Linked DNA regions of Mus musculus: region 1 is linked to region 2. A link is a loop called in an ENCODE intact Hi-C map of the cell type or tissue named here. Cell type or tissue: heart. All regions are shown on one strand. Links, peaks and the distances in the headings refer to the core of each region. The heading gives the core; the rest is flanking DNA.

Region 1 (15,445 bases), core at 4,498-12,497, 150 kb before region 2:
TTGAAAAGGCTGGGGTGTGCTGAGATGTGACTACTCCTCTGTCCTTTCCTTGTCTTGGCTGGAGTACCACTGGCTAATGACTATCCAGGGTTCTCCTGGCAACACTGCAGGGATTCTAGGGCTAGGCCTGGCTGAAGGAAGAAGAGGAAGCAGAAGCCCTTTGGGCTCCAGTTTGGCCACACTTAGTTTCGTGCTGTTCTTACTGGGCTACATCCTCGAGTCATGGAGCTAGAGTGCACATGCTGCTAACTGCTTCCCGGTGCCTGGCAGGGCTCGGAGTCAGCTATTCCTGCTGCTTGCTCTGGTGACTTGGAGAATGGTTTGCAAGTGGCCCAGGCAGACTGTCCTTTGGAGAGGACTTGGCACAGTGTAGGGTCCCTGGGCCTCGTCTGCAGTTGAGCTGGGTTTCCCTTTGGAAATCAGCTGTGGGCATCTGACCTTGCATTTCCTGAGACTCTGACCAGTGTTAGATCAAGAATGAGGTAGTCATGGGCAGAGGCAAGACGAAGTCCCTGGCCTCAGGTGGGAATGATCACAGGAAGTACCCTACCATTGAGACACACCCCCAACTCAGACTTCATAAGATACAGTAGGCAGCCACACTGTGACGTGTGCTCACTAATGGCCACATGAAGATGTCTGGGTCCCCCGGGTTCCTCAGCTGGAGCTCTGCACAAGCAAGGTGGGTCCCAGCACAGGGAGCAGGCACGGCTTCTTGGGACCATGATCTATCTCTCTCGGTTCCAGGCCCCTGCCTCTGGGGATGCTGAGGCACTTGAGAATTTGGAGACACACACAGGAGGCCTGATCACAAGTCAGCCTCCAGCAGATATGGGTTCGAGTGTAGACACGGTAGTTTCCCAGGCCCTCAGCTCTGGAGAACATGGCGCCAGTGTTCCACTCCATCCAGAGTCATTCCAAATACGAGTGGTAACTGCCCAGCTGTGCCACTGTGTAAGCACAACCGCAGCCTTCAGGCAAGTTGCGTAGGCCCAGTTCTCAGATGTACTGTGGAGTCAGGACAGCACCTCTGAGTGAGGTGACAGGTGTGTTTCCTGGTTGCCACCATTGCTCATTCCTGAAAACTAGCTGGCTTTACTACAAGCTCAGGGGTATATAACCCATAGCCAGTGGCCCTGCATCAGTCAAGGTAACCACAAGATTCAGGAGACACTTGATCTTTTTATTGTTGTCTTAATGTGAGTGCGCACCCACACACCTACCTGCTTTATTCAATGCTAGAAATTGAACCCAGTGCTTCATGCATGCGAGGCAAGCACTTTTATCAACTGAGCCGTATTCTCAGCAGATTCTTGGCCTGAAAAAGGCTGGAGTTGGCTTGAGTGAGGTGCTTTTGACCCTGAGACAGGTCACAAGAGAGAAGCCTGCCTCAGGCTGGACTCCAGGACTTAGCTCTTGCCTTCCCTTAAGTCTCTCATACATCTACGGACTTAGCACTTTGGAGAAGATAGTTTCCATTCAGAGGAAGTGACTCAGAGACCACTGGCTAGAAGCTTACTCAGCCCCATAGCTGAATGCAGCTGACCTGACAGCTAGGCTTCAAAGGAGGACTGGTCACTGTGGCTGTGGGATGAGTGGATATGGGAACTGATGGCCTTAGTGGCCCAGATCCAGGAGACCTGGCAAGGGAGCACTATTGAGCAGTACTGAGTGACTGCACCAAGGTGTGAACAGGAATCACCCTTAGTTCTTAAGCATTCAGAGACACGGAGTTGCGGGTGTAGATCAGTGATGGAGGATGTGCTGCCCTGCGTTTGACCTCTAGCATCCCAGAGACACCATATGGGGAGGTCAGGAGCAGTGCCGCCCATCCTCCCATCATGCCGTGCTCTACAGGAAACAGGACAAGAGCATGTGGCTGTTGCTAGCGCTGCCTGTTGGTGCCCACAACTGGCTGACACACACACACACACACACACACACACTGTGGCTGTTGCTAGCGCTGCGTGTTGGTGCCCACAACTGGCTGACACACACACACACACACACACACACACACACTGTGGCTGTTGCTAGCGCTGCGTGTTGGTGCCCACAACTGGCTGACACACACACACACACACACACACACACACACACACTGTGGCTGTTGCTAGCGCTGCGTGTTGGTGCCCACAACTGGCTGACACACACACACACACACACACACACACACACACCCCGTCTTCTTCGTGCCATGAGAGAGGGCTTGAAGTGGATATGCAGTGTGCATGTCACCAGCCTCTGAGGACACTGCCTGGACTTCTCTCAGGACAAGACATCAGGAGATCATCCACCCTTGTGAGCAAGAGGTTGGGTTCCCTTGCTGTGGCAGCTGCCTCACCCTCATCTGATGTGAACAATTCAAGGCCGTTTCAGAGGGCCAGTCCCTTGTCACTTGGCTCCGTGTGACTTGAGGATGTGATGACAATAGGATCACAGCATTCACCTCATCACCAACAGGAAGCAGAGCACAGGATAGGAAGTGGCCAGGGACACTGTACTCCCAAAGACTTCCCCGGTGATGTGCTTCCTCCAGCTTGGCTCCACCGGCTCCACTTTCAGAGATACCCACGATGGAGCCTGATTCTGTGTCAGGACCAAGCACACATGTAACAGGTCCCTGTTGCGTAATCGACTTGAGAAGGTACTTGTTTTAGAATACTCCAGAAAAGGGGCTGGGGAGATGGTTTAACCATTGAAAGCGCTAACTGTCCTACAGAGGAGCCACGTTTGATTCTCAGCATTCATAGGGTTGCTCACAACCGTCTGTAACTCAGTTTAGGGGATTTGCTGAAGTACTGCAATGTCGCAGCTCCCTAGCCAGTGAGAGCTAGACTGCAGCCACTCTATTCTCGCCAGCCCACAGCCCTCACACCCGTGCTCTCACTTGGGCTTTGACATTTGCTGTCCCCTCCTTTCCAGGCCGCCGGTGGCTCACCGCCATGCTTCCCCTCTTCCTTAAGGTCTGAGTGTAGGTCGACATAGACAGCCCCTGTGCTTCAACATGCACAGCTTTGGGCTTAATCCTGACCAGGGCAATGGAGAGTAAAGAGACAACAGATGACACACACACAGAAAAGCTGGGATCCAGTGGGCCAGGTGGAGCCACACTAGCAGCTGCCTGGAAACTCAATGGGGTTTAACTACTCTTAGTCAGGAGTCTCTAGTGGGACGGTCATCCTGGAGGAGGAAACTGCCTTCGAAGAAGCTGCAAAGAAGTGGGTACCTTCCCTTGTGCACACCGCCAGCATCCCATACTTGGATCAAGAGAAGGCCTGCCATTCTCAAAGGTTTGAGGAATCCTCGGCATGGCTGTGTTCATGTGTCGTTACACACAAAGGAGAGGCCCGTTGGGCTCATAGTTCAATTTCAGTCCCTGCTTGCTTGCCTTGGTCTGTGGCAGCACAGACTCTTGTGGCAGAAGCATGTGGTAGTGGCGACTAGTTACCTCTTGTTGGCTGGGAAGTGCAAACATAGGAAGAGATTGCGGTCCCAACGTCCCCTCCAGGACATGCATATCCTGACATGATTTCCTCTGCTAGGTATCATTCCTTGGTGGTACCACAGGCTAGGGACCAACTCTTAATACCTCTAGAAGATAGTTAAGAGCCAAAGGGAACCAACTCTTTTGCACAGGAAGCTCTTGCAGGATTAAATTGAAGGCTAGCTCCCTCCTGCAAATAGGTTTCCTTCCCAGAATCCATGTTTGACCTTGTTTAAAAGGAGTCTGGAGATGAAGTCATCTTGTAACATGGAGTTTGCTTCCAGGCTAAGAACAGGTGTCTCCCCAGAGAGTCACATGGGGCTGGGGATGAAGCTCAGCTGGTAGAGCATCTGCATGGTTAGCACCAAGACTCCCTAGCTGAGGCCTTATGGGACAGATGCTTCACCTGAGGTCAGGGGCCAGGCTCTAGGCTGAGGGGTCACCAGAGAGGCCAATTGTAGGTCTCTAGTGCTGGTTAGTGTGGGTGCCAGAGCAATAGAGAAGGTGTTACCACGATAGGTAATAGTGGCTGAGGCCACTTCCTGCAGAGAACTGCATGTGTGAAGTTATAGACTCAGTGAGGGTACATCCTGGGGTAAGGAGTTGCAGTGTGAGGGAACTCCGGAGCACACTGGGGTGAATTTAGCATGGGGGTGGGGGTGGTAGTGGTGGTAAGGCCCAAAGACATGCGATATGGCCAGGAATAGAAATGAGCAGAATATATCTGGGGTGAGACAATAGGATGTGGTGGGGACTGTGGTGCCAACAAACAAATCCACAGCACTCATTCACCAGCTGTCACATGTGGCCCCATCAGCCCGTGTGGTAGACATGGCTGGACTGTCAGCAAGGACTGGCTGGCTGGGCAGTGGTGGCACACGCCTTTAATCCCAGCACTTGGGAGGCAGAGGCAGGCAGATTTCTGAGCTCGAAGTCAGCCTGGTCTACAGAGTGAGCTCCAGGACAGCCAGGGCTACACAGAGAAATCCTGTCTTGAAAAATGTCAAAAAAAAAAAAAAAAAAAAAAAAAGGAAAAGAAAAAGAAAAAAGAAAAAAAAAAAAAAAAAAGAAAAAAGGACGGGCTGTGGTGGTCTTAAGTTACAGGGACAGAAAGGTGGCATTCCTGGAGGGACATACAGCTATGTGGGCCCTTCTTGGCCAATAATCAGCTGGCTGGGGACACTCCCATATCTGACACAAACACTGTCACCCATGCTTGCCTTGGAGGCATCTTGTTGTGGAGAGACCTTGTATAAAAAGGTGCAGCTGCCACCTGCCCGCGTCCTCGGCACTGGGAGGCCCAGGGACTGGGCCTGTCAGGCAAAGCAGCCTTGCAAATCCTATCGTTTAGCCAGCCCCGTGCTGAGGGATTTGCTCTTAATGAATCTGCCTTGTTTTTCTGGTGTTGACAAACTCTTTCTCGTCATAAAACTTTCATGGCTCAATTTAGCACTGGGGAATAGACTCTCACTTCCCCGCCCCATGCCATGCTTGGTCTAGTCCCAAGAACTCACCCTGGCTCTGAGAGATCCCCAGAACAGTGACTCCCCTACTGGCCGGTAGGGAACTGGCAGAGACCTTTCTTGGTCTTCTCCAGACCCTGGTTCTTAGTAAAGGTGAGTGGGGGCTCCCCTGGAGCATGGGGACACCTGTCCAAGTACCACTGGTCCTGTAGACCATCTAAGCCACCAGAGGGCTGCGGCCAGAGACTGAACCATGTGAGAGAAGGCGGGGTATCCAGCCTGCCCGAAGACTCATGGGAAATTCTTTTTGCGAAGTTTGTCACACAGCTCCTGTCATAGCCCTCCCTCTCTCAGTCTTGGTCGTGACATTTAGGGGCAACTGGTCCCATACACAGTTCCGGGTGGTGTCCTCCTCACTGTTCTATTGCTGTGAGAAGACACCGGTACCAGGTAACTTATAAAAGAAAATTGGAGGTTTGAGTACACTTCTAAAGGGTTAATCTGGGACTGTCATGGTGGGGAGCTTGGCTGCTGGCAGGCAGACGTGGTGCTGGAGTAGTAGTTACCTTCTGAGAGCTTACCTTCTGAGCCATAGGCCTAGAGAGCGAAACTGAGCCTGGCGAGGGTTACATGCCCACCCCCAGTGACACACCTCCTCCAACAAGGCCACGCCTCCTAATCCTAAAGGGTCTGGGATCCAACCTTCAAATCCCTACAGGGACCATTCTCCTTTAATCCACCACAAGAAGATTTTGACCTGTGGGGGTGGGGGCAGTCAGAATATCTCGTTTTCTCCCTGTGCACAGGGAGACTTAGGGAACCATTTGCTGGGACATCTGAGAAAGAGACATTACCACCATCTATCTAGGAGGAGGTGTGGGAGGGACTGTGATGTCAGTAAGGGAGGCAGCTGCCTCATCACAGCAAGAGGAGGAGCAGAGGATGAACAACACTGAAGAGCTAAAGCCAGAGAGCTGGGAGCATCCCAGTCCTTGATGTATCCGTGTGAGCTGGACCAAGCCTGTCTAGAGACTGCCACTGAGCTGGCTTAAACCAGCCCTCAACAGTGCTCCACCTTCCACGTTGTTTTGTTTAGCAGCTGGACCTCTAAACAGAGCCCATGAGAGCATCGCTTCTGTGAAAAGCTAAGTAAGTTAGTTACCAGCAGCTGAAGACTTTGTTCATCAGTTTGGGGATGTCACTCAGTTGTGACAGGTCTGCCATGTGTCACTTATTTCTGCTGACTAGGGTGGCTTCAGTTCAAAGACACCCATGGTTCCTGTCTCCTGTTGTCATTGCTCAGAACCCTTTTCTCCATACAGGGCAAGGATAACCCACGAGCAGGGCCAGCCTGTGTGCATGCATGCCCCGTGTGCATCTCAGCTCAGCCTTGAAATGGTGAGATCAGACTCTTATTGGTCTGAGAGGTTGGTGTCCTCAGACCCTGTGGCTCGTTATCTGGGGTCCAGGAGAACACACCAAACAGGGTCTGAGAATCACTTGGATGTAGTCAAGTTACGGATGGGGGAGGGCCTGGTTTAACCAGGTCCAGAAACTGCAGGGTGGGAGGTAAGTAAGACTGCCTGATTTTCAGACCCCCAGGCTCCAGGGGGTCTTATGGGAGTGGGCTGTTTTCTGGAATTTCATGGGTGGCAGGTCTCTCTCTCTCTCCCTTCCTTTTCTTTTTTCCTTTCCTTTCCTTTCCTTTTTCTTCTTCCTCTTCCTTTTTCTTTTTCTTTTTCTTTTTTTTCTTTCTTTCTTCTTTTTTGGTTTTTCAAGACAGAGTTTCTCTGTATAGCCCTGGCTGTCCTGGAACTCACTTTGTAGACCAGGCTGGCCTCAAACTCAGAAATCCGCCTGCCTCTGCCTCCCGACTGCTGTGATTTAAGGTGTGTGCCACCATGCCCTGCTGGTGGCAGGTTTCTTAAAGGGCTTATTTTATGGCCCTGGTTTCAGGGTGGTGGGATCCTTTGGAAATGAATGTGTGACATTTGAGGCTAGGCAAACCCTTAACCTGGCTTTTAAGACAACTGGGAAACAGACAGGCCTGTGAGCTGCCTTATGTGGGTGCTGAACTAGAACTCGGGCCCTCTGCAAAAGCAGAGTTCTCAACAATTGAGCCATGTTTCCATCACCAGACTGGTCCATCAGGGAGTGGAGCAGAAAGCCAAGTGATTATAAATGTAGCTGCTGCCCCCTCTAGGTCTCCTACACCCCCCTGCCTGCCCTTCTTCACCATATGACCCTCACCAGAAGCCGAGCAGACGCTGACCCCTCCGGAGTGTAAACCAAAATAAACCTTTGTTTGTTAAGAAAGGGTTTCTCTGTGTAGCCCTGGCTGTTCTGGAACTCACTCTGTAGACCAGGCTGGTCTTGAGCTCAAGAGATCCACCTGCCTCTGTCTCCTGAGCCCTGGGAATAAAGGTGTGCGCCACCACCGCCTGGCCAAAATATGTGGTGTTTGTTGTAGCAAGAGAACACAGACACATATAAGACATGTTGGGGTTCTTCTGCTGGGGAGAGGCTTCCTGCTCTCCTTTCCCCATCTTCTTGGCCCCTGCTGAGCTATGTCTGTAGCCACTATGGGACATGCCAAGTGGTGAGATGGCTCAGGGTCAGACACTGAGGGAAATAACCAGGACACAGATCTCCCATCAGCCTTTGCTCCCAAACACTGCATGAGATGTGGCCTCCAGCCCCCTCCCCATCTCCCACCCCCAGTGCCACACCAGTTTGTTCTGCCAACCCCTGGGGTTTATTGGCCAGTTCTCCCTGGCTGACCGGGTGAGACCTCACAGCGGATTCGGTCTTTCTAGAGTCAGCAGATAGCCCTAGACCCCCAGGTAAGCTTTCTACCTCCTCTGACTGTCTAAGCATGGCCCACAGTCAGGGAAGTAGACCTGCTCACAATGGAAACAGAAAGTTCCACAGCGAAGAGGACAGTACCACATTAGCTAAGAGCTGAGGCAGTGGTGTTATCTGATCTGGGTATAAAACCCACGTTGACACTTGGTCGCCCACTGTGGGGCCATGAAGAAATTGCTCATGAATGGAAGAGTGCTTTTCTCATGGGCATGGAGCTGGACCACTTTTCATTCTTAGGCTCACTTTTTCTTTTTCTTTTCTCCCCCACCTGCCCCCTCTCTTTCTTACTGGTTCTCCTACAGCCCAGGCTAGCTTGAACTTGCTTTGTCACTGAGGTTTTGTCACAACTGTCAGATCCTCTCACCTCTACCTTCTTAGTGCTGGGGTTGCCAGCGTGTACCACTACTCGCAGTTTCATGCAGTGCCAAGTGTTGAACCCAGGGCTTCACACATACTAGGCAATCAGACTATGGACTGCACCTCCACTCCAGGCAGGTCCTGCCTGCTCTCACCCTCTAGTTGTGCAAACACACTGGCTATGTGATGCTGTCTGTACAGACGAGGCACAGACGAAGCCAACGGCAGGTGGGGCTGCCTCACCCAGCACTCCTTGGCCCTCCGAGCTCTTCTTAAATCATCCAGTGTTGGGCTTTTCATTACAGCTGCAGTAAAGAGACTGCGATGACATTGTCCTTACCTTCTTTGATATCACCCCTCCCAACCTGGCAGGCCCAGGGCAAACAAAAAGATCACAAAAAGCCATAAAATAGCCACTGTGATTCTCCCAAGCCACAACATCAGGCTCTTCTTTCTCTCTGTGTGTCCCCAGCCACAGTGCCAGGTAGGTAGGAAAGGCCTCTCGGAGACTCCACACCCAGCTCTCTTCACTTGTTGACTCATATAAGTCACTCAGACCCAGAACATCCCTCAGACTTAGTACAACAATCTTGATTGGCAGCCAGGCTCTTTGTCTCCTGTGCAGACCCAGCCCAGCCTCTACCTGTGCCAGCCTGGTCTCAAGGGTGCTGGTCGGGAGGTTGAGATTTTTTTCTTTACTAATTTTGTAGTGCCTGGAACCAAACCTACTATCTCAGCCATCCCCACTCGTTTTGTCCCCATTTTGTTTGCTTAGTTTTTCTTGATAATGTCATTAACCTGGGAGGAGGTGCAGTCCCTTCCCTAGCTTGGTGTCCTGCTCCTCCCATGGAAGTTGAGCATGAAGGCTGCATTCTTATTGCCATGAGTGCGGCCATCACCAGGAGGACCTCAGAGCAGCTGCCTGTGTTAGGCTGTTCCCTGTTCAATGTGTAAGAGCAGGGGGTACAAAGGATCAGCGAGGGATCATACGTTTGTTCTAGAGACCTGCAGAATTGGCAAGCCACGTATGAAAACAGTGAGGGTCCACGATGCTTCATCCCTCCTCTAGAGGGCGCCCACTCTCACCTTGGCTAAGCTAGATCAGCTTGCCTATGAGAGGGACTTTGAATAAGAGTTCTTCATCTTTCTGTCAAGCCAGCTTCTCAAATGGAGTCCTCTCCCTTGCCTCAGCCTGTTCCTTGATATGATTGTCCTGTTGTGCATGAAGCAGCTGTTGTGGGTCCCCTAACACTGTCCCCATGTGTCAGGACTTCTCTTGGTTTAATGAAACCCTCCTTGAATGAAGTTCTTCCCTTTTCTGTTCAAAAAATCCCAACAGGCAGGTTGAGGCTGACTGCTCATACAGCTCCCGGGGAGGTTCCAGAAGGATATGTGGTGGTTCCTATTGTTTGTCAGCGTGACAGGACCTAGGATCAGGCCTGTGGGGGAGTTTCAGACTGGGTTAACTGAGGTGGGAAGACCCATCAAGCAGTAGATAGTGCCGTTCTATGGGCTGGGATCCCAGACTGAAGAAAAAGGAGCAAACTAGCAGAAGAAGCGGCCTGTGTCTCTCACCCATCACCACCGTGTTTGCAACATGATCATCTGCTACCCTCCTGCCACGGTGACTTCAGGGATGAGTGCAAAATCCTTAGTCGCTTTTGTCACAACAACCAGAAAAGTAGTTAATACAAATGGCCACCATGTTAAGACAGATGGCCACCATGGCCACCATGTCAAGGCTTGCTAGGCCACTGAGCTAAGAGTCGCACACCCAGGGCTGAAGCCTGGTTCTGCTTTTGCCCTTGAGTTTGAATCTCAGCCTCAGTTTCCCCGATGATAGGGAAATACAGAAGCCACTGCCCTACAGAGCTGTTGGGACTCACATAGTTGAAGAGAACAGACACTCAAAAGCTGTTCTCTAGAGACTGGAGAGATGGCTCAGTGGTTAGAGCACTGACTGCTCTTCCAGAGGTCCTGAGTTCAATTCCCAGCAACCACATGGTGGATCACAACCATCTGTAATGGGTCTGATGCCCTCTTCTGGTGTGTCTGAAACAGCTACAGTGTATTCATATACCTAAAATAAGTAAACAATTCTTAAAATAAAACCTGTTCTCAGACTCTGTAGGCCCACTGTGGCACATGCATGCCCCCACACATATGATAAACAAATATAATATTAACAGAGCATATACAATTGAAGTGCTATTAGTATAAAGTTCAGAATGATTACATAAGAGCCAAAGGGTCACTGGGGGAAAATGAACATTTTTTTAAAAAGAATTATTTATTTATTTTATGTATATAAGTACATTGTAGCTGTATTCAGACATGCCAAAAGAGGGCATCTGATCCCATTACAGATGGTTGTGAGCCACCATGTGGTTGCTAGGAATTGAACTCAGGCCTTCTGGAAGAAAAGTCACTGGGCCATCTCTCCAGCCCGAAAATGAACCTTTTAAATGAGTTGCTGTATAGTTTCTTCTCAGCACATTTTGGGCTTTCCCATATGCTTTCTGTGGTGTTCATGGCATGTAACATGGAGATGCCGCCGCCTCTGTAGATCTCTGGAGGTGTTGGAGGCCTCTAGTCTTTTCTATTTGATTGGCTCCAGGTCCCAATCCCTAGCAATTTTTAGTTTTTTTTTTTTTTTTTTTTTTTTAATTGGAAGTGGATGAGCAGGGCTGGAAGTTCTGCTCTTGACCTCTAGGAGGCAGCAGAGGGAAGCAAACTAGAGCGGGGGGGGGGGGGCGGGGGGGCGGCTGGGGGGGGGTGAGTGGAAACCAGCCCAGAAAGAAGGGGCTGTTTCAGAGGCACTGCAAACTGTCTTTCTCGCCAGTGGTCCCAAGTTTCCCTCCTAATGACTAGGATAAAACAAACCACTATAAAGACAGAAAATGTGGAGCCAAGCCAGCCACCCCAAGGTTTATTTTGAGTGGTGATATGTTTTAACCTGAATGCTCACCTCATCGGAAGGCACCACAGATGTCGGCTATGGAAGGTCAGAGGAACCCAGAGTGGTCCTAGACTCTGACCTTACTCTACTCCTCCCTGAGCCTCTGCTCCCCGGTTGATATTTGGGTATGCAAGGAATTTGAGGAGAACTCCATAAAGCTTCCGTTATAATCCTTTGGATGATGTGCCTAACATATGCAGTTGGTGCTAATCAGCACCCTTTCCTCCCTGACGTCTGAGGCAACGCCAGCTTGCTGGGTGCCGGGCTTCCTGAGCACTCTTGCTGCTGCCGTTTAGAGTGTGTATATGGTGGGCTCCGGCTCTTCTCTGAGCGTGGCTGAGTTCTGAGTTCGATGCTCCCTCTCATCACAGAGCTGGCTTCAGTACTTGGCATGAGCAGGATGTGAGCCTTCTGTCACATCTGCCACCTACATGCACCCACCCTGCCTGCTCTCAGAGCAGGAAACAGCCGCAGGCATGATGCCATTCTTCCTCTGCCCCCAGCCATCGCTGGGTCAAAGCTTCAACCTGTGCAGGTCCTGAGAGAGCAGCCCTCCCAACTGCAGCCACATCTTCGTACGCACGCTGTGCTTCCTTCTGCCAAAGGCTTGTGCAGATAGTGGATGAAGCCACTGAGCAGCCTCAGTTTTCCTCATTTGTAAGACAGACAAAATGAACCCATTGAGAGTTGAGACTGACAGGATGGGGACACTGTGACAAACAGCACACACTGCTGCCATCTTCCCTGTGCCTGCAGCAGATGAGAAACTGAGGCAGGTAGGTAGGGGTCCAAGAAATGGCCCAGGTGCATTGGCCAAATGTGCTGGAAGCAGGATTGTCACCCAGAACTGTTTGCCTGCAGTGGGACCATGGGTTGCCTTGTCCCAGGTTTACTGTGCTGTGTCAGGAGGCCCCACACCCCCTGATGTCTGTCCTCTTCTGCCCTGTCACCGTCACTTCGGTAACTACAGGATTCTTAGCCATCACCTTATTAATGTCTTCCCTTGGAACTGAAGCTCCTTAAAGGTGCAGCCCTAGTATGTCTTTTTTATTGTCTTTGCCATTGTGTCTTGCATTTTAAGACAACGTCTCATGATGTAGCACAGAGTGATCTTGAACTAATGACTAACCTGCCTCCCAAGTACCAGGATGACAGTCATATGCCACTCAGCCTGGCTTCCTATGTTGTCTTGTTCATGGATACCCTAGTGTGTAGTACAAAGACTGAGAGAAACTTCCTGAAGAGCTCAAAGGGCCGGCAATGCTGGCATTGAAGAATAACCTGAGAGGCTGGGGGCAGGGCACTTGCCTCACGTATATGGGCCTGGATTTTACACTGGGCAGCGCAAACAACGGAGCGGAGGAGGAGTTCCAGCCCATCACTGTCTAATGAGGCCCGTTCCTTTCTCCCAGGAGACTCTGCCCTCTGGGAGGGAAGGCTTTAATTGTACAGAGCTCTGGGCCCCTCCCTCTTCTAAAAACCCTGCCCAAGTAGCATGGCCGTGCTGGTGTCTTGAGCAGGGGAATGAAGTAGGCTTTTGGCTTGGACACTGTGAGATTGTTTAAAAACTTCCCCAGTAATTGGCAACTGCCTAATCACTTGCTATAATTAGGAGAGCCTAGAGGCTTGGGGGCTCTGTTCTGCAGGGTTAGGAATGAGGAAGCTTAGAAGGAGGCGGCTTACAGCAGCTGACTCCAAGGAAGTGTGGAAATCCAAGTCCCCTGGGGATTATGCCCCTTCAAAGCGTGTTTGTATTTCCTGAAAAGTACCACTTTCATTTTTAATAGCAACTATTTTTTCTGGTAAATTTTTTTTTTATGTAAAACAAATGTACAATTCCCAGCTGTACAGCCAGTGAGGTTTCATGAGCTGAACACACAGCCTGTCCCAGCCACCGTCCCCTTCCGAGGGCAGTCATTGTCCTGCACTTGAACATGGGAGTCAGGGCTGGGACGGTAGCTCAGATGGGAAAGTGTTTGCCACACAAACGTGAGGGCCCAACATCAGCACCCACTTAAAAACCCAGCCGTGGCAGAGCAGACTTAGGATCTCAGGGCTCAGGAGGCAGAGATGGTCAGCCAGCCTAGCCTAAGCCAAAGCCCAAGGTCCTAGTGAGGGACCCTGTTTCAAAAACCAAGGTGGGCACTCCTAAGGAATGACACTGGAGGTTGACCTTTGAACCTTGGTGCCCCCCCCCCCCCGCCGAGAGAGAGAGAGAGAGAGAGAGAGAGAGAGAGAGAGAGAGAGAGAGAGTCTCACACTCAAAGGCACCTGTTGCCTGGCAAGCTCCCTAAGTGCTGGGAAGGTAGAGACCCTGTGGTCGCTCTGGCTTCTCTACAGGGGTGTCAACAAACTTCTGCCAGACGCAGTTGCAGGCCTAGTGCTGGAAGGTAAATTGATCTTGTAAGAGAAGCCGAGAACCTGCGTTTTTATGGCAAATCTTGGATTCTTGAATGTGGCCAATGAGGAAATGTTGGCGCATATGGTACTAACTTCATCCAAGCCAAACCAAACATGCTTCTGGCCGGATTTGAACCGCTAGCTGCCAGTGTAGGGGATCTGGAGGGCCCCAGGCCCATCAGAGAAACAGGTCTGAAGATAAACCTCACCGTTTAGATTAATTCACTAACACTGGGGGTCAGAGAGGGAGCGACAGCAGTTGCTAGGGCAGCAGGAGTGGAGGTCAATCGTAGGAAGGACACTCAGGATGAGGTGGCAAGGCCATTCCAGTGGGAACAGCTTGATGGATGTGCAGAGTCAGGGACCACAGAGGAGTTTGGTGTTGTCATGTGCTGTACCACAGAGCCGCAACCACAGTGAGATGTGAGCAGAGATGTGAGCAGAAGCCGGTGGTGTTCGCAGGGCAAGCCGAGGTGAGACGGGGCTGAACCTTCTGCAGCAGGTGCAGAGGTGGGCAGCTCAGGTGAGGGCTGGGGACAGGAGCCTATTGGCCGGCCTTGGCTGCGTCAGTAGGATGAAGTGAGTACCAAGGTCTTGGGTGCAAATTCCTAGTTCCTTAAACCATACCCAACCCTTGTCTGTTACCAAGGTCAATGTAGCTACGACTGTTAGTTCATTATGTAGCCCAGGATTCCCCGGAACGCATAATCCTCCTGCCTCAACTTCTGGGGTTACAGGGTGTGCCACCCTGCCTGGATGCAGCTCTGCCATTATTTGGTATGAAAATATCCATGGTATCCAAAGGGCTTTCTGATACATTGAGAGGGTTTTCAGGAAGGCATACCTGAAAGGTAGCTCCTCCTACTGGTCTCTACTATCAGCTCTGGTAGAACATTCAGCAAGCACAAAATCAATCCCAATTTGAATTTTTCTCTATGAGCCCCTGACCTTGCAGATGCCCCTGAAAACCTCCTTACATTCCGTGTTCCATTTTGCCTTAAACAAATCATGCTGGGTCTGCCTTTCAAATCACCCCAGGAGGGACTGGTTGCGGCTCTGTGGTACAGCACTTGCCTAGCAGACATGACCCTGGGTCCCATCCAACCCTGGGTTTCATTGCCTAGAGCAAGCAAGCAAACAGAAACAACCCAGAGCTTTCTTGGCCTTTGGATGATCCTGCCTGAACCCCTGGTGTCACTTACCTACCCCTAGCTGATCAGCAGCCATCTTTATTCACTTAGCAGCTGGAGTGGGTCTTCTCCAGATCATTGGACTCTGCCCAGACCCTCTGCAGGCCCCACATGACTCAGACCTCTGTGATCTGTCCTCTGCTGTTCCCTTGCTGTCCCTTGTTCAGGCTGTGCTCCCTCCCTCCAACCCCCAACCCGCCAGGGTGTCAGGTTTTTGCATTGGCCATTGGTTCCCCTGCTAGGAACTTTCTTTCCCTGGCAGAGAGCCTCCTGGTGTCTCCCGGCTTTGCTCCAATGCACCTTCCTATGACACCTTCCTCCAAGCTCCGCCCACATCTACCCCTCCCTGCCCTTCACCCCTGCACAGGCAGCCTGTGCTGGTCTTATTAATGTCACTCATGTTCTCTCTTCTTTCCTGAGCTGAGCATACAGTGGCTGCTCAGTGAGCAGGTGGTTGGGTACCCCTGACAGGATATCACAGCGGGTCTCTGCTTCCTCTGGGTGTTACTTAAGAAGAGTAGTCCCTGAGACTTTTCCTCTGGGCTCTCCTTGCTTTGAACTCCTCCCCGCTTCCCGCCCCAGAACAGGGTTCCCAGCTTGAAAGAAACGTGCCTTGCCACATGAATACTAACTGAGTCTCAAGGCCAAGGAAGTGTCACGTCAGTGCACACCCCAGGGCTGCATTTAAACGTGGACAGGCTCAGATGATACATATTGCATGCCT
Region 2 (15,445 bases), core at 3,164-11,163:
TCCCAGCATGCAACAGCCCCCATGGGGTCTGAAGGTTCTAGTGGGAAGCCAGGCACTGCTGGCTGGAACAGCCTGGAAGTGGGGAGAATCCTGGCTGCAGGACAGACAGCTCCTGGTCATTTGTGATTCAAATTCCATGACATCCTTTGCACACTCCTGCAAGCCGGGGACTGTTTAGGCCACCAGGCCATTCATACAGATGAGCCTGGCCTCAGGCACAGGGCCAGGTAGAAACTGGCCTTCTGGGGGAATTGGAAAGGGTAAGAATTTTAACAAGTTTAATAAAAATGGGAAGTAAAACCTGAGCTGGTGGAACGGCTGGTTTCTGTCAGTTATAATGGACTTAGAGGACTGTTGGAGCAAAGGATGCTGGGAGCTCAGGAGTCTAGGAGAGGCCTGGGAGGCCCAGGAATAAGTCCTAGGTCTTATCCACCTTCTTCCGAGTGGCCAGGAACATGTCTAGCATCAGCCCTAAGGGAAGGGCTTAAGTAGTCAGCCAGTAGGGAAACTGAGGTCAAAACCTCATGGCAGGGGTGGAAAGTCAAGCTTTTGGAATCTGTTAGATGCAATGTGTAAACCATACTCCAGTATGTCCAGGAAAGTTCACATAGCCAAGAAGGACCCAATTAACTCTAGGCCTCCCATCCCCTATCTCTCTACCAATGTGCTCTGCCTTCTGGGCATGACACCCACTTTTAGAGATGAGGAAAAACAAGTCGGGAAAGATCAGCTAGCATGCCTAAAGTCACACAGCCATGGGTGGGAGAGCCAGACCCAGAGTCCTGCAATGCCCACTCAAGACTGCACATCACCTCATGTGTCTCTTTGCTCCACCTCTTTTCTCCACTGCCTGAGGCCAGGGCTTGGTCTGTCTCCTTTGTTCCCACACCTTTATACTTAGAAGGGGATGGTTTGAACTTTGTCAGGATCCAAGACATTCCTGGGGTGAGCATACACATTTTTTTCCCAAGTGAAAGAAGGCTGACAATTACTCTGTGGTTGGCTCTGAGGATGACGGCTACACAAAGTCCAGGATGTCCTCTACCAGTTTCCAGAGCCTAGTGACATACCCTCTGATTCACATGATGGATAGGGTCAGAGACCAGAAGTTACAGAGATGGATGGAACTGTCTCTGTGTGACAGGACAGAGAGACAGAGAGTCATAGAGAAAACCTAAAGAGAGACAGAGAAGTTCTCACTGAGGCTGAGAGACAGATATGGTTCTAATTTCTGTCACTGACACCATCCCAATGTAGTTGCCTCCACACCCCACCCCACCCACCCCACCCCTCCATCCTCCCTATGCAGCAAGTGCTGCATCCCCAAGGATTGAAAGGGTCCTGGGCTCCTGGTCAAATGGTCAGAGCAGCCAGAGGTTGGTTCCAGCTTGTGCTGATATAAGGACCCCTTAACAAGGTAACCAGGAGGTACAATGTCAAGGTTGATTCCCAGTGCCCAGAAGTCCAGTTTAGAAAGAGACACTCCACAGTCCAGGCCAGAGCTTGATGCCCCACAGCACAAGGGCACTAAATCAAGGTTGGTAGGAAGCAAAGAGGATTCTGGGATTGAAGCTTATGGTGCCTGGGAGCCTTGTATGTGTAGCTGAAATACCATCTCAACCCCGAGCATCAGGCAGCAGAGCTGGACCCAAGTTGAGGAGTCCTGGGAATGCATACAACAGCTGCTGAGCCCAGAGTGGTGACCAAGTTTGGTTATCTTGGTGTCTCTGATACTTCCTGAACCACTGAGAGCCAGCCTTTCTGAGTGTGTCATCTGAGAAAGTTACTGGGTATCTGTGTATGTGGGTGTGTCCTTCCTGTGTCCCGCCACCAGGGAGGGCCTTGCCGAAGCCTCATAGGCCGAGATTGAGAGCTTCCTTGAGAGCCATCCATGCAGCTTGTGGCCTTCATCTTTGCTGCCAAAGCCTTCTGGGGCCTTTTTTTCAGGCTTGAGATCAACTTGACGTCCAGACAGCTGAGACTTGACCGGAGACAGAGTGGTAGTTTTCTGAAGGTCGCCATATAATTTCATCTCATGATACATTGCTTGGTGGTGGCTGCAGGTGGCAGAGGAGAGAGATGACAGCTGCTCCTGAGAAGATTCAGTCCAGCCGATGACCTTGGGTTTTCAAGGCTTGGTTTAGAACTGCAGGGAAAGGCTGTTATGGGGGTTGGAGTGACAATAGGGTCTCAGCCCTAAAGGTCTCTGACTGTGCTAAGGTTGTGATGTTCCTGGTGAGTTTCTGCCTTTCCTTTCTGCTTTCTTTAAAGGCTCAGGCTGTGCCTTGGAAACTTGTTCTCCAGTCTCAGGCCATGTTGATCACATCCTACCCCTACCCCATAGCCTGGCCAATCCAAGCACTCAAGCTCCACCACTGCCATGCTTGATCCTGGGGTAAACATGTAGTTTTCATCTGTGGGATACTCCGTTAGACTAGCAGCCATGAGCTTGGAGCTTGTGGGGTCACTATAAGGAGGAACTATGGCTGAGCACAGGAGATGCAGGCCCCCTTCTTAATCACCCTAACACCCATCTCATGCTGTTCCTGTGTACATGTTCGCATGTCTTCAGTGTCTTGAGTTGTTGTAGCTTCTCTCACTTCAGTTGCAGCCGTGACAACACCACTTGTGACCATGACAGTTCTAACAGTGCTGAGATGGCTATCTTCTGAATACCAAGTCCTTGGTGAGGGGCAGGTAGGGGGGTCTTCATGGAGCTACAGGATCTTTCTGGAATCTTAGTTCTGCTTTACTGCCTCACTATGATGAGTGTGAACTTTCTGACCATCACGTCAGAGCCATGAGATTCCTATGAGCTGCCTAGAGCTAACTTGGCAGCCTGAGCCTCTGGGATATTGGTGGTCCAATCATCAAGTACTGAAGCTGTGCAAAGAAATATGAATTAAACTAAATGTAACCGGGTTAAATTTCAGCAACTAGCAGGAAATAAAAACAAGGCAGACTTAACAAGAAGTGTGCTCTAAGAGAGGTAGATGTTCAGACTAGAGAAGAATGGGTAACAACACACCTGGAAAACAGGAGCCAAAGTGGCCTGGACAAACACTCTCCTTATCTGACTAAACAGAATCCAAAAAGATCATAAGGGTCAAGGAAAGATAGATATAAAAAAGAATAACAAATCAAGAAAGCATTTATTCATCATAGTTATGCAGTTACCTGGCAACACAGAATTTAGAGTGCCAAATAGTTGCTTCTCATGGTGTCCTAGCATGACAAAATGGTGATGACAAGTAAAACACCAAACAATAACCTGTGAAACCTCAGGAAGAAATAGTTAACCGCACCGTGTGATCAGAGATGTTTAACATGCTCAGAAACAAAAGACTTAAGTTAGAATTACTAAGTATATAAAGGGTTATATTATCCCAACCCCAGATAAAGCCCTGGAGAATAATATGTCCGTTTCAGAAACTCAAAAAGTGTGTTAGATCTGAACCCAGCTCACTTGGTTTTCCAAAGCTGTGTATCATTCTTCCTTGTGTGGGTGAGAGCATGGGTGTGTGCATGTGTGTATACATGAGTATGTGTTTTTATGTGTGTTCGTGTGCATGCAGTGAGTATGTGTATGCTTGTGTGTGCATATACATGTAAGTGCATGTATGGGTGTGCACTTATATGTTTGGAAGATAGGATCTGGTAAAGAGGAACTGATGAAAGGCTGGAGCTCAGGCTGTGGGATTGGTCTCAGGAAGGGTGGTCCCAGATGTCTGTGTGGTGTAGATTGAGCTGAGAACTTGGTTCTCCCAGCAGACCTAGTGCAGTGAAGTGTAAAACTAATACTAACACTAATACTAGTGAGATGAGTCACAGCCATTGCCTGCTTTGGCTAGCACACCTACAATATTCACCAAACTTTTGCCCACGTCCTGAGTTACCTATTATTGTGTAATGATACTGCTACAGACTTAGCGACTTAGGGCAGTGCACATTCAGTGGCTCTCAGATTTGTGGGTCAGGATATGGTTTAGCTTAGGAGGGTCAACAGTTAAGGAGCTACCAAACCACAATCTCTCTGATGCATATCTGGTAAAGGGTTTGCTTCAGTCCTGTGTGGTTGTTGGTAGAATCCCATTTACTGTGGTAGATTTCAGGGCTTCAGGTCTCCACTGTCTGTTGGCTGGAGATTTGATGTGGCTACTTACACCTTTGGGCCATCCTGGAACAGATGAACTCCTTAGAGTAGAGGCACCACGACCCTGTGCTTTCTTCCCATCATCTCTATAAGAGCGATTGAGGAGAGAAGGTGCCTCACATGTTGTTCACCCATGCCTCAATAAAAGGCACCCTGGCAAATGTGGCAAAGGATGCTCTGGGGCTAAAGAGTTAAACGGCATTTAAGTCATCTGTCTTAGTCAATGTTGATGTGGCTGTGACCATGACCAAAAGCTGCTTGGGAAAGAAAGGGTTTCTTTGACTTCCATATCCTGAATCCTAAATAGTCCACTGAGGGAAATCAAGGCAGGAGCTGATGAAGGAGTGATGCTTATTGGCTTTCTCAGCCTATATTCCTACAGGACCCAGGACTACCAGTCAGGATCAGCCCCACCCACAATGGGCTGGGCCCTCCCACATCAATCACTAGTTGAGCAAATGTCCTACAGGTTTGCCTACAGTCTGATTTTATGGAGGCATTTTCTCAGTTGGGATTTTCTTCTTTCAGATAACTCTAATTTATGTCAAGTTGACATAAAACTAGTCTGTCCACTATCCCTCTAGTTGAGTCATCTTGGAAGCAGGTGAGAGTTTCCTAGGATGCTGGTTTGCCTGGGCTCAGTGGTTTTGTTAACGTGGCCACGTCTCCAATGGCTTTTTCAAAGCTCATGGAACATAACCTCCAAATGCCCTAGACATACCATGTGGAGAAGCCTGACACAGAGGAGTAGCAAGATATGGACACCAGAGAAGACTCTCTCTAGTAATGAGGACAGTAGGTACAAAAGTCCTTAGGCAGAGTTATGCCTCAGGCTGTCTAAGGGTAACACGAAGGCCAGAGGGGTGAGAGCCAAGATCAGGACTGACTATAGACATCTCTGTTGACATAGCTTAGTCAGCCCCTCATGGTGGATTTTTAGGGGTTTCTAAATACTGTAACACTCACCCTTGACTATATATCTGCCCATGGGTGAAGTGTATCTCAGGACATAACCCAAGAGCTGGAGCTGGTAACTCTAAGGAAGTGGTGTCACCTTTATAGCCATTGCCAAAGTCCCATCTATAGGGGCAGCCCCTGTGCTAGCTGGGTAAAGGGTCCTTTCTGTCCCTTTCCTCTGTCCTTACTTGGTCATTTTCCCCCCACCTCCACTCCAGAAGCTGTTTGTCTTCTTGGGCCTGCCTTCTCTCATCCCATCCCATCTCCCCTCAGATGGCCCTGGAGTCCAAGAGCTCTCAGAAGACTCCGAGGACATGTCTCTTGATAGAAAGTCTACACTCGGGGACAACTCCCCTCATCTACAGCCTCTGTGGTCTGCTCTTCCAGAAGCTGCCAACTCCCCATCAGCTATTTTGAGATGAGGAGTAAGCACAGGCTAGTCTGCTATTTGTCCCTGGAAAGGTGGCGGCTGGTGGTGTCAGACACAGAACAGAAGGTGCTCTGCCTCGAAGGAAGAGCTCTGTCTCCCGGGTTCCGCACTCTGGATAGAGCCAAGTCATAAATTGCCTATCTGGCACTATAAGATTTTGACAGGCCTGGGAGTCTGAAACTCGTCCCCTGGACATGGTTAGTGCCTGAGGTTGACATCTGGACTCAGGGTTGATCATGCCTGTGCTCAAATACACACTTCCTTTTGTGCTGTGCTGCCTGGGTCGGATGTTTTTCTCTCTGGGCTTTAGTGTTATCTGTCCAATAGCCTGTGGCCATCTCAGTTTGCCTGGGCCGAGACAAGGACTGTGCGGGATGGTTGGAGTGTTTTGCAAACTATGCTTGAGAATTGAGGGTATTATTGCAGGCTATCTGTGGCGTGCTGCAAGACAGTAGCCTGCCCCCTCGTTTTCCTTGTGTGCAAGCAGTTTCCTGATCGGAAGTCCAGAGCAGGGCATGCTATTCAGCTGATGCCAGGGACAGAGGGATGGAAAGGCTGGTAGCGAGGCTTCAGTGGGCAGGGGGGAAGACGTCGTGTGTTCACCCTCAACCTGTTGTGGATGTGTCCTTGTGCGTGCAGCACTGCTTATGGGCAAAGTGGGAGAAGGGGAGAGAATCCAGTGCGGAGCTGCAAATGGGGACAGTTTTTGGCTTGCTTATCTTGTGGGCAGATGAGCTGGGGGGCCTGGGAGGTGGGAGAATACTGAGGGAGATAGGAAAAAAATCAGAGAGAGAATCAAAGAGACATTCTGAGAGGTAGAACAGAGACAGATAAGAGAGGGACAGGCCAGGGTGACAGAGAAAGAGACGAGAGGGCCCTGAAGGGAGCCTGGGCAGGGTCCCACGCAGGTTCCAGAGGCCCCTGTGCCTCCCAGGAGGTCTTTCTAGCAGGCTGCATTCTCTGGCTTTGCTTTTGTTTTGGGGACTTGCTTGCTGTTTAGTCCAGGCTGGTCATGTAGGTTGTTATGTAGCCCAAGCCCAGACTGATCTCACACTCAAGAGTCCCCTGCCTCTGGTGTCCAAATACTGGGACTGCAGGTGTGAGTCACACATCTGGTTCAAGTGTTCACACTCAGTTGCCATGATCAACAAAGTCAAGCCAGCCCCTTCCTCTGGTGACACACACACACACACACACACACACACACACACAAGCATTGTCCCTACTGATGCTGGAGGAAAGCTGGCTTTGAACCTCTGCCCTCTGGGTGCTCTGCCTCAGGATTCTCAAGCTTGTCACCCACAGGTAGGTCACACTTCTAGAGTGTGTCTTAATGTTCTAGAGGGCTGCTGCAGCCCTTGCTTCTGGAGTGCCCCTCATCTCCCTTCCCCAAAGACTCCCCCAACAACTGTTACCACTGCCATAGGCCAAACTCACTTCCACTGACTTAGCATCTTTGTCTAAGTGACTCAAGTTCAATGCAGCTGAGATTTTTCTCAGAAAGGGAAACCCTACATCTTGCTGGGAAACCATCAGTGCCCCTGGCAGTGGAGGGAGGAAGACAACACCAAGCATTGTCACTGAGAACTGGTGTTGTACATGATGATGGGGGACTCCCCCCTCTAGGACATTCGGCAATGTCTGCATACATGTTATGCCGACAGTATGTGTATGTACATCATACCCATGTGCCTTTGGGTGCTGTGCTTCAGTTAACCACTGCATCTAGTGGGGAGAGCCTGGGATGCCACAAAACAGCCTGCAATAGTCAGGGCAGACCCACAGCCAACATCACTCAATGTGTGTAGTGCTGAGGTTTATAGATCCCGGCCCATAAGCAGCTGGAGCCAAGCAGGTGTGTATGCATGGGACAATACTGACCAGCTTAGGGCCTCTGCCTCCAGGCTCTGCAGAAACACCTGGAGACGCTTTCCTGGCCCAGAAAAAGAACCCAGGACAACAGGTCCCTGCTCCTAAATTCCAGGCCCTTGGTGGATCTTTTAAAAATGTTTCTTTTTATTTTAATTGTATATTATTTTGTGTGTATGAGTGTTTTTTCCTGAATGTATGCCTGGGCAGCATATGTGTATGCCTGATGCTCAGAAAGATCTGAGAAGGCATGTGAGCCCCTGGGACCAGCATTAAGGTGGTTGTGAGTCACCAAGTTGGTGCTTAGATGCTGGTCCTCTGTAAGAGCAGCCTGTGCTCTTAACCACTGAGCCAGGGCACCCTCTCAGCAGAGGAGGATGTATCCATCCTTGTAGACAAGACCCCACATCCCAAGTACTGCCAGTTCCCCACTTTCCCCTGGCGTGGAGGTGACTGTTCATAGTACCCTCTTCCTGCTCTCAAAAGTCACAACTCCTGTAGTAATTCTCTGGATCCTCCAGACCCCAGATCTTTTAGTCCCACAGGGCAGGCAGAGAGCCCTGGGGCACTGAGACCAGGCAGGACCATCCACTGAGCTCTGGTGCCACCATGCACTCTGCATTGGCTGCAGCCTATGGACCGGAGATGCTTTTAGAACTGCACACTGTTCGAGAGCCCCCGGGAGTGATTCTGAGGCCATGGTTCTTGAGATAAGGACCAGAGGTCATTTCCCCTGGAGGCACCTGGTATCCATGGCTTTGGCCAGTGAGTTCCTGGGATAGACATGCAAGAATAGACAGGATCCGGGAGGTCCTGACTAGAGAATGTGTGTCTGAGGGGTTGACTGTGGGAGGGGTGGAATGGAGGTACCTGAAGGGAAGCCAGGCCTTTCGGAAACCCTGACTCTACCAATGCTACATTCTCTTGGCCCCCATCCTTTTCTCCCCTGCTCTCTGGCACTCCCTCCCCACACCTCCTCCTCTCCTGCCTCCTAGTCATCTCTTCCCCTCCCCCATTGCCTCCTTTGCTCCACCTCCTCCTCTCTGTGCCCCTCTTTCTTCTCCTTGCTCCTCCCCCTCTTTTCCTTAGCCCCATCCTCCTCTCTCCTCTCTCTCCTCCTCTCATTCATCATCTTTCTCCTCCCTTGTCTTAGTTTCTCTTCTCTTCCCTCTCCCCCTTTCCTTCTGTTTCCTCCCCCCCCACTCCGCAATCCCTCTACCTCCTTTTACCTGGTGGAGGAGAAAGCTGTTTGATTATGTATTCTGCCTGTCCTGTTTCCTTGGTGCAGGCCTTTGAAATCCCCAAAGCCACAATTTGCCTCTTGTTTTCTGCCTCTCCTGCAGCTGAGCCCCGAGGCCATGAATGTTTTATATCTAGCTGCCCAGTGAGGAGGGCATGGGCTACCAGGAGATACTGGATGAGAGACATATTTGTTAATATTAAAAATCACCCCCTACATATTTACCCTGAGTCACCGAGACCCCCAGGACCCCTGTGGACCTCACCCGCACAGCCTGAGCTCCTCCATAGCCTCAGGCTGGATGGGGGTCGGTGGAGTGCACAGGCTGCCGGGAGCCCAGGAAACCCACTGCGTGACATTGGAAGGTCCCTGTTAAATGCCACCTCCGATTTGGGCCACTTCACTTTAAAAGGCAGGATCCACACAAGAGCAGTGCTAATGACTCAAGTGGTCTGAGATTAGACCTGTGGAGAAGGGCAGAGAGAGCCGACAGTCTCTGCTGAGCGGGCTGGGTGGAGGGCGTCCCACTAATTGCCACACTCTGGAGAAGATGCCAGCCAGCTCGAGCCCTCATCCTCAGAGGGCAGAGCGAGAAATTAGCTCAAATTGGAGCTGGAAAGATTTAGGTTATATGTAAGAAGGAACTTTCTCAACTCTGAAATATGCTACCAAGAGAGGCTGCGGGTTCTCCACAGAGAGGCTAAAAATAGCTCATTCTTTAAAAATAGGTCTGGGCGGCTTTAAACACTGCCAGCACAGGCATGGGGATGGTCTGCAGGGCCGTCTCTCTGGCCCTCTGCCCCTCTGCCCCAGACATTGGTCCCTATGGGGATGGCATCTGGGTATCTCAGATTTGTGCAGAGCAGCCTTTTCTACAACCCTGCTGAACCACCCCAGCTCCCAGGGCTCTAACAGGGAAGGCTACTCGCTCTGGCCAGTTGCTCCTCATTTACTTCTGGTTGCTCTGACCCTCCCTGTTGCTGTACCCCACTTCTGAGACTTGCCAGGGCAGTCTGGTCCACCTCCTGCTTCTCAGTTCCCAAAGGGACTGACCACCTCCCCAGAGAGGACAGCAGCCCTCCCCGCTGGCTTCCAGCCTGCTTTTTCTTCTAATCCCTTCCCCACTAGGCAGTCAGAGGAGACTTCTAAGAAGCACATCTGGACTTGGGGTGCAGCTCAGTGGTAGAGTGTGGGGTCATGCATGAAGCTCTGGGTTCCACCACTACCCAAACAAACAAGCCAAGTATATCTTGCAGCAGGAACATGATTCCCCATGCTTTCCTCACAGGATCTCAGAATCAAGTCCAAACCCCCGATGGCTTCGAACTTTCCATGAAGGATCCTATTTTCCCCTCCAGCATCTCTCACTCCTGGCATGCCCTACCCAAGCCCCATCTCAGCTCCACTTTGCCTGGAAGCTGCAACCTAGCCTCTCCCCTGCTCCTTTCAGACCCTCAGCTTGGATGGTACCCACTGTAGGGGCTTCTCACTCTACAACCCTGGACCTCCTGTTTTGACTGCCTTGACACAGACGTCCCCATCCCATTTTGAGGCAAGCCCATACATCCACCCGTAGTCCATGCCTCCTGCTCGGAGAGGCCTGGTGCTTCCAGCCCCAAGGACTCTGAAGCATACTTACTTGGAGTATAGAGGAATAGCAAGATGCACACTGCTCATTGGGGTGGGTCGTGCCTGTAACTGAGGCCATCCTGGGCTAGAGAGTGAGAGTCTGTGTTGAAAAAGCCAAGGAGTGGGGGGTGAAGGGGGGCACTGCCATGTGAGTTTGCCTTATGAAGCATCTTTTACAAACAAACAAACAAACAAACAAACAAACCAGGCATGGCAGTCTGAGATCCTAGCACTTTAGAGGCAGAGGATGGACAGAGGATCAGGAGTTGGAGGGCAGCCTTGGCTACTGGAGAGGCACTAGAGGGAGAGGGAGGGTAGGAAAGTGAAAGGGAGACAGGAAGGAAAAGGGTGAGACTACTGAGCAGTCTCCCTACAGTGTCCTGCCCCTCTGTCCACAGCTGACCAGGACAGACTGGGCTGAGCTCAGGGCAGACCATAGAGGAGGAGACATTGGTCACAGGCTTTTTCTCCAGGCTGACCCTGAGCTGTAGGAGCCATTTAGAACAGAGGGGACAATTAACAAATCAATTTGGTTGTATGACAAAGGGGAAACTGAGGCTGGGAGTGAACCCAGCTGTACACTGGGGAGTCAGTGTCCCTTGGCCATGAAATACAGATGGAAGTTTCAGGTTAGTCACAGCGATGGTAAATTGGTAAAGTCCTACTGTGTTCCTCCAACAGTACCCCATAGAACCCCTGTGTGTGCTTGGTGCTGGTACTCATTAGTCCAGCCAGGGAAGGGTGGAGGGGAGAAGTTACCGAGACCAAGATCAACACACACACAAACACACACACACACACAGAGACACACACACACACACACACACACACATAGTGGAGTCCCTATGCACTCCACTTTCCCCATCCCCCTCCTCCAGCTCTGCTCCCCACCCCCCTCGTCAGCTGCGTTATTACATTACTCCATAAGCACGTGATTTGAACATTTTAATTTCATCTGTAGCCTCTCAGCTTTCTCATCTCAAGATGACCTGCCTGGCAATGCACTCGAGGCTGCCCATGAATAAAGTTAATTTCCCATTTAAAAAAAAAAAGGAAAGGAAAAGAAAAGAAAGGTAAGGAAAAGTCTAGCAGCCAGCAGGCAGACAGTACAGGTTCAGTGACAGGCTGCGTGTCCCGCCAGGTTCCCCAGCAGGGCTTGCCATTGCCCCCGTCCTGCCCTCTTGAATCTGCTTCCAGCTCCAGTGCGTCCCTAAATGCTCTTCTTGGTTCTCAGGTTCCTGGGATTGCTAGCAGCTCTAGATCACCTCCCAATGTATGCAAGAATATTTATTTAGACACGAATGCTCCCCAAGTGTTCTCTGTAATAACCGAGACTTTAATAACATCTTTAATAACAAACCTTATTATAAGCTAATTAATCAGCTACCTCTACGACCGTGCCATTAAACGGAGCATGGCAATCATGCAAGATACTCAGCCCTGCAAAGAGAGCTGAGCCAAAGTAGCCAAGGCCTGGAAACTAGGTCGCTGCCACTGCCCCAAGACCTCACCCTGTGCAGGGGCAGTCTCAAGATCAGAGGGTGTGACCTCAGAATGGGTCACCTGGGTTCAGATCTGCTAGGTCTCGGGGATGACTAGGGAGCGGCCCTTTCCCTCCCCTCCCCCACAATGGGACAAAACAGGATTTGGGAAATGCCGTGTGCCAAATCCTGAGTGGTCAGGTCCACCATTCTCTCCACTTGCATCTCCTAGCCTCGCTTATCTGGGCTGGCTTTAACTCATGAGCACAGGACCCAAAGAATTTGCTGGAAAACCCTGTATGCTTTCAGTTTGTCTGCACTTTTCTACATCTGGAAAGACTACTTCACATCTCCTCCATCCTCCAGCCTCCGATGCCCCATTTGCCTGCCTAGCCTCACTCATGGCTAGTGACCTTAACTCACCCTTGCTCTGTGGTGAAGAGAATGGGAGCTTGTCATGGAGGTCAGAGCCTGTTGTTATCTGAGGAAGACCTTTACAAGATCTGGTCTGTTCATGTTTCCTCATGGGAGGAGGAAGATCCTGAGAGCCTCACCTGAGGTCCCAGCCACTTTCTTGCCATCCACTTACATAAAGCCTGGCCTGATTACACAGGGCCTGAGGGGAGGGGGGAAGAGTTAAAGTGGGTGGGGATGGGTGGAAGGTTGACAGGGAAACAGAGGTCATCTTGCAGCATCAGAAGGTCATTGTCCACGCTGTCTGAGCTTCTCATTGGTGCAAGAGTCACCCACACTCCTGAAAGTAACCCAGACTTGGGTGGAAACCATTTCTTATGTCGGTCAATGCCCTCTGAATGGGCAACTAGAAACCATCTCCCCAGGAAAGCACACAACACCATTCAACTCAAATCTTACTCAAGTTCCCGTTCCCCTGTACCCTTTGGGTAGAGCATCTCAGTTGCCAGCTAGCTACTGGATTCTAAGACCCTCTCTCATCTGTTTTGACACTTTCTGTTTGGCTTCTAGGATTGGCCTTGAGTTTTCGTGCACCAGATGCACACACCCCACCCTACTGCTATTACCTGATCATCTAAGTAGGAGGTAGACCAGAAGCTCCATCTCCCACTTTGACCTCTACCCTTTTGCACAGTCCCTCCCCTGCCTGCTACTCTGAGACCCTGAGCCTGGAGCTTCCTCCATCATTTCCAATTCAATTATTCTCAATCCATGCCCTCCGAGAACCCATCCCCACACAATACTCCAGTGGGAGCCTGTCATGGCCACCTGTGGTCTCTGGTTGGCCAGTCCATGGGTAACTTTACTATCCTGTTCACCTTTCTTCTGATATCTACTCTCTTGAGTGCCCTTTCCCACGGACCCCAAGCTACCCCAGTTTTCTTTCCAGGTTAGCTTCCTCGGCTGGTCTCCTGGCTCTGCTCAGCCCCAGATGCTTCATCTCCTCTCCTCTCCCAGTCTTTCTGCTGACTCTCCCAGGCTGCCACCTCATTTCTTCTTCTATGCTGATGATCCCTCTCCAGTTCTGACAGCTCCCAACCACAGAGTGTACATTGACTGCTCACTCGATATCTACAAAGACAGAAAATAACCATTTCAAGCAAATATGGCCCCTGAAAGTTTCCACCCACCTAGACATCCTCCCTTCCTCTCTTGGGCTTTTCTATCTCAACAAATGCATTGTCATCTGCCCAATCGCTCAAACCAAAGGCCAGCCTGGACTTTAAGACAGCCACTCCACCCACGTCCACCCACGTCTACCCACCAACAAACCCTACTGGCATGAAGCCTCATCTTTTTTCTGTTGCTGAAACAAAATACTCAAGACTAGACGTTGATATGAAATAGACGTTTATCTGGTGCATGGTTCTGGATCCGTGAAGCCTGGGAGCAGGATGCTGGCATCCACTCTGCATCAGAATGTTGGGTCTGACAGTGCACTGGCACCTGGGGGAGGCATCATATATTGATAGAGTAAGAGAGGCAGCTTCCTCTGCTATACCAACATCATCATCTACCTTAAGCACCCTCAGAAGTCACACCTCCAAATGCCATTAGATCCAAATGTAGGGGTTACGTTTCCAACACATGACATAACTGTTGGCGGGACTCTGGGTTTCAGTCACTTGCCCAGCCCAGCCTCTTACCTAGGCTCCTTTCTTCTCCCTTCCCCTTAACCATCCCACTACCCTACGAGCAGTAATTGCAGTGCTCTTTAAAAAATAGTGGACTGGATTTGAGGCACAATGGTGGAGACAATGGTGGCATGCATTCCTAGCGTGCATGGCCATGGGCCCGGTTTTCAAAGCAGACTCTTTAAAATGCAGAGTTCCACTGTGTCTTTCAGAGATATACAACTTTCATTTATTGAGCTTTCTTAAAGTGTGGCCCTTCCTGTTTGGAGATAAGTAGAATTCAATCTATGGATCAATGGTGTTCTAAGCCAGTGGTTCTCAACCTTCCTAACGCTGCAACCCTTTAATACATTTTTTTATGTTGTGGTGACCCTCAACCATAATATCATTTTGTTGCTACTTCATAACTGTAATTTTGCTACTGTTGTGGATGTAAATACTTGATATGCAGGATATCTGATCTGTGTGACCCCTGTGAATGGGTCATTTGACATCCAAAGGAGTTGCAACCCACAGGTTGAGAACCACGGTTCTAAACCAAGGCTGTAGAAATGAGTTACTCTGCCAGCAGCTGGGTCTGGCCTTGGTGCATAGCTGGGAGATCCTGTATTAGGTCCTGTGCAGCCCTGCCGACTCTCCCCTAACATCAGGAATGCCGACTCCTGATGCTGCCTTAAAGTCTCTGCGGTGAAATATCTGACACAAACTTAAGGGGAGGAAGATCTACTTTAGCTCATAGTCTTGGAAGGTTCTTGGCACATGCCCTTGAGCAGAGAGCATCGTGGTGTGGAGAGTCTCTGGTGGAGGAGACACTGGAATGGGCCAGGGCCATCATCTAGGAACCAGTCCCTGAACATGTGAGACATTTGGGGGACACTTCTCATCTACTCTGTAACTGTTCTCACTAACGTTTCCCTTCTGTCTGAATGTTCACAGAGGCTTTTTACTGATCACACCACCAATGTATATTTACTTATTATTAGTGTGTGTGCAGGTGTGTTGGGGTCAGAGGACAGCTTTCAGTAGTTAGTGCTCTCCCTCCACAGTGGTCATCAGACCTGTGTAGAAAGGGTTTTCACTCACTGAGCCACCCTACTGGCCCCCATTTTACAAACCAAGAGATCATACTCCTGAGAGTCCTGGTGACTCTTAAATCCTTTGGGCAAGGGCAGGATACACCCTTGGGAAATCGACTGGAAGAGGCTCAGGGAGGCAGGAGGTAGGATGCAGGAAGGCTCATCCAGGGGGCAGGGCTTCTGAGAAGGCAACAATATCAGACCAAGTGAGCCCTGGGCAGGAACACAAGGGAAAGCCTTCTCCTTCCAGGCCATGGCTCCCACAGTAAAGTGTAATGATTAAAGTGTGTGTTGACACAACATGCGCAGTGGGTGTCTGGATTGGTGGCACAGAGCACAAGTGAGACAGGAGCAGAGCTAGGAACCAGAGCTATGTGTGTTAGGAGACCTGGAATATCATGTGGGCGAGCATCCCCCCCATCTGAAATTCTGGGGACCAGAAATATTTAGAGTATTTTTTCGACCTGAAGTATTTGTGTATGCAAATGAGGTATCTTGGGAG

What was found. Hi-C counts contacts between places; a loop is a spot of excess contacts. Peaks named below come from ENCODE experiments on the same cell type or tissue, not always from the same donor. Only the 100,000 strongest peaks of a DNase experiment are listed, where the experiment ranks them.
Region 1: it touches region 2 in a loop (2.1-fold over the local background); 2 of 42 quality-filtered maps call a loop at or near these places.

Annotation. Positions count from the first base shown.
Region 1 is chr7:126,083,775-126,099,219 of GRCm38, reverse strand. Gm30807 (a long non-coding RNA gene) reads left to right here. Exons shown (of 2, transcript XR_378488.3): 1 at 1-6,099; 2 at 6,273-7,268. Among named protein-coding and RNA genes, the nearest start is that of Gm30807, 8.3 kb to the left of the region's middle. In heart, for the core only: CTCF peaks have their summits at 9,235 (motif pointing right) and 10,852 (motif pointing right); no DNase peak of the experiment used is centred there; H3K27me3 peaks cover 310 bases.
Region 2 is chr7:125,927,504-125,942,948 of GRCm38, reverse strand. The region is part of intron 3 of Gsg1l (GSG1-like); the gene reads left to right. Among named protein-coding and RNA genes, the nearest start is that of Gm51456, 18 kb to the left of the region's middle. In heart, for the core only: a CTCF peak has its summit at 6,611; no DNase peak of the experiment used is centred there; H3K4me3 peaks cover 1,392 bases; H3K27ac peaks cover 5,263 bases.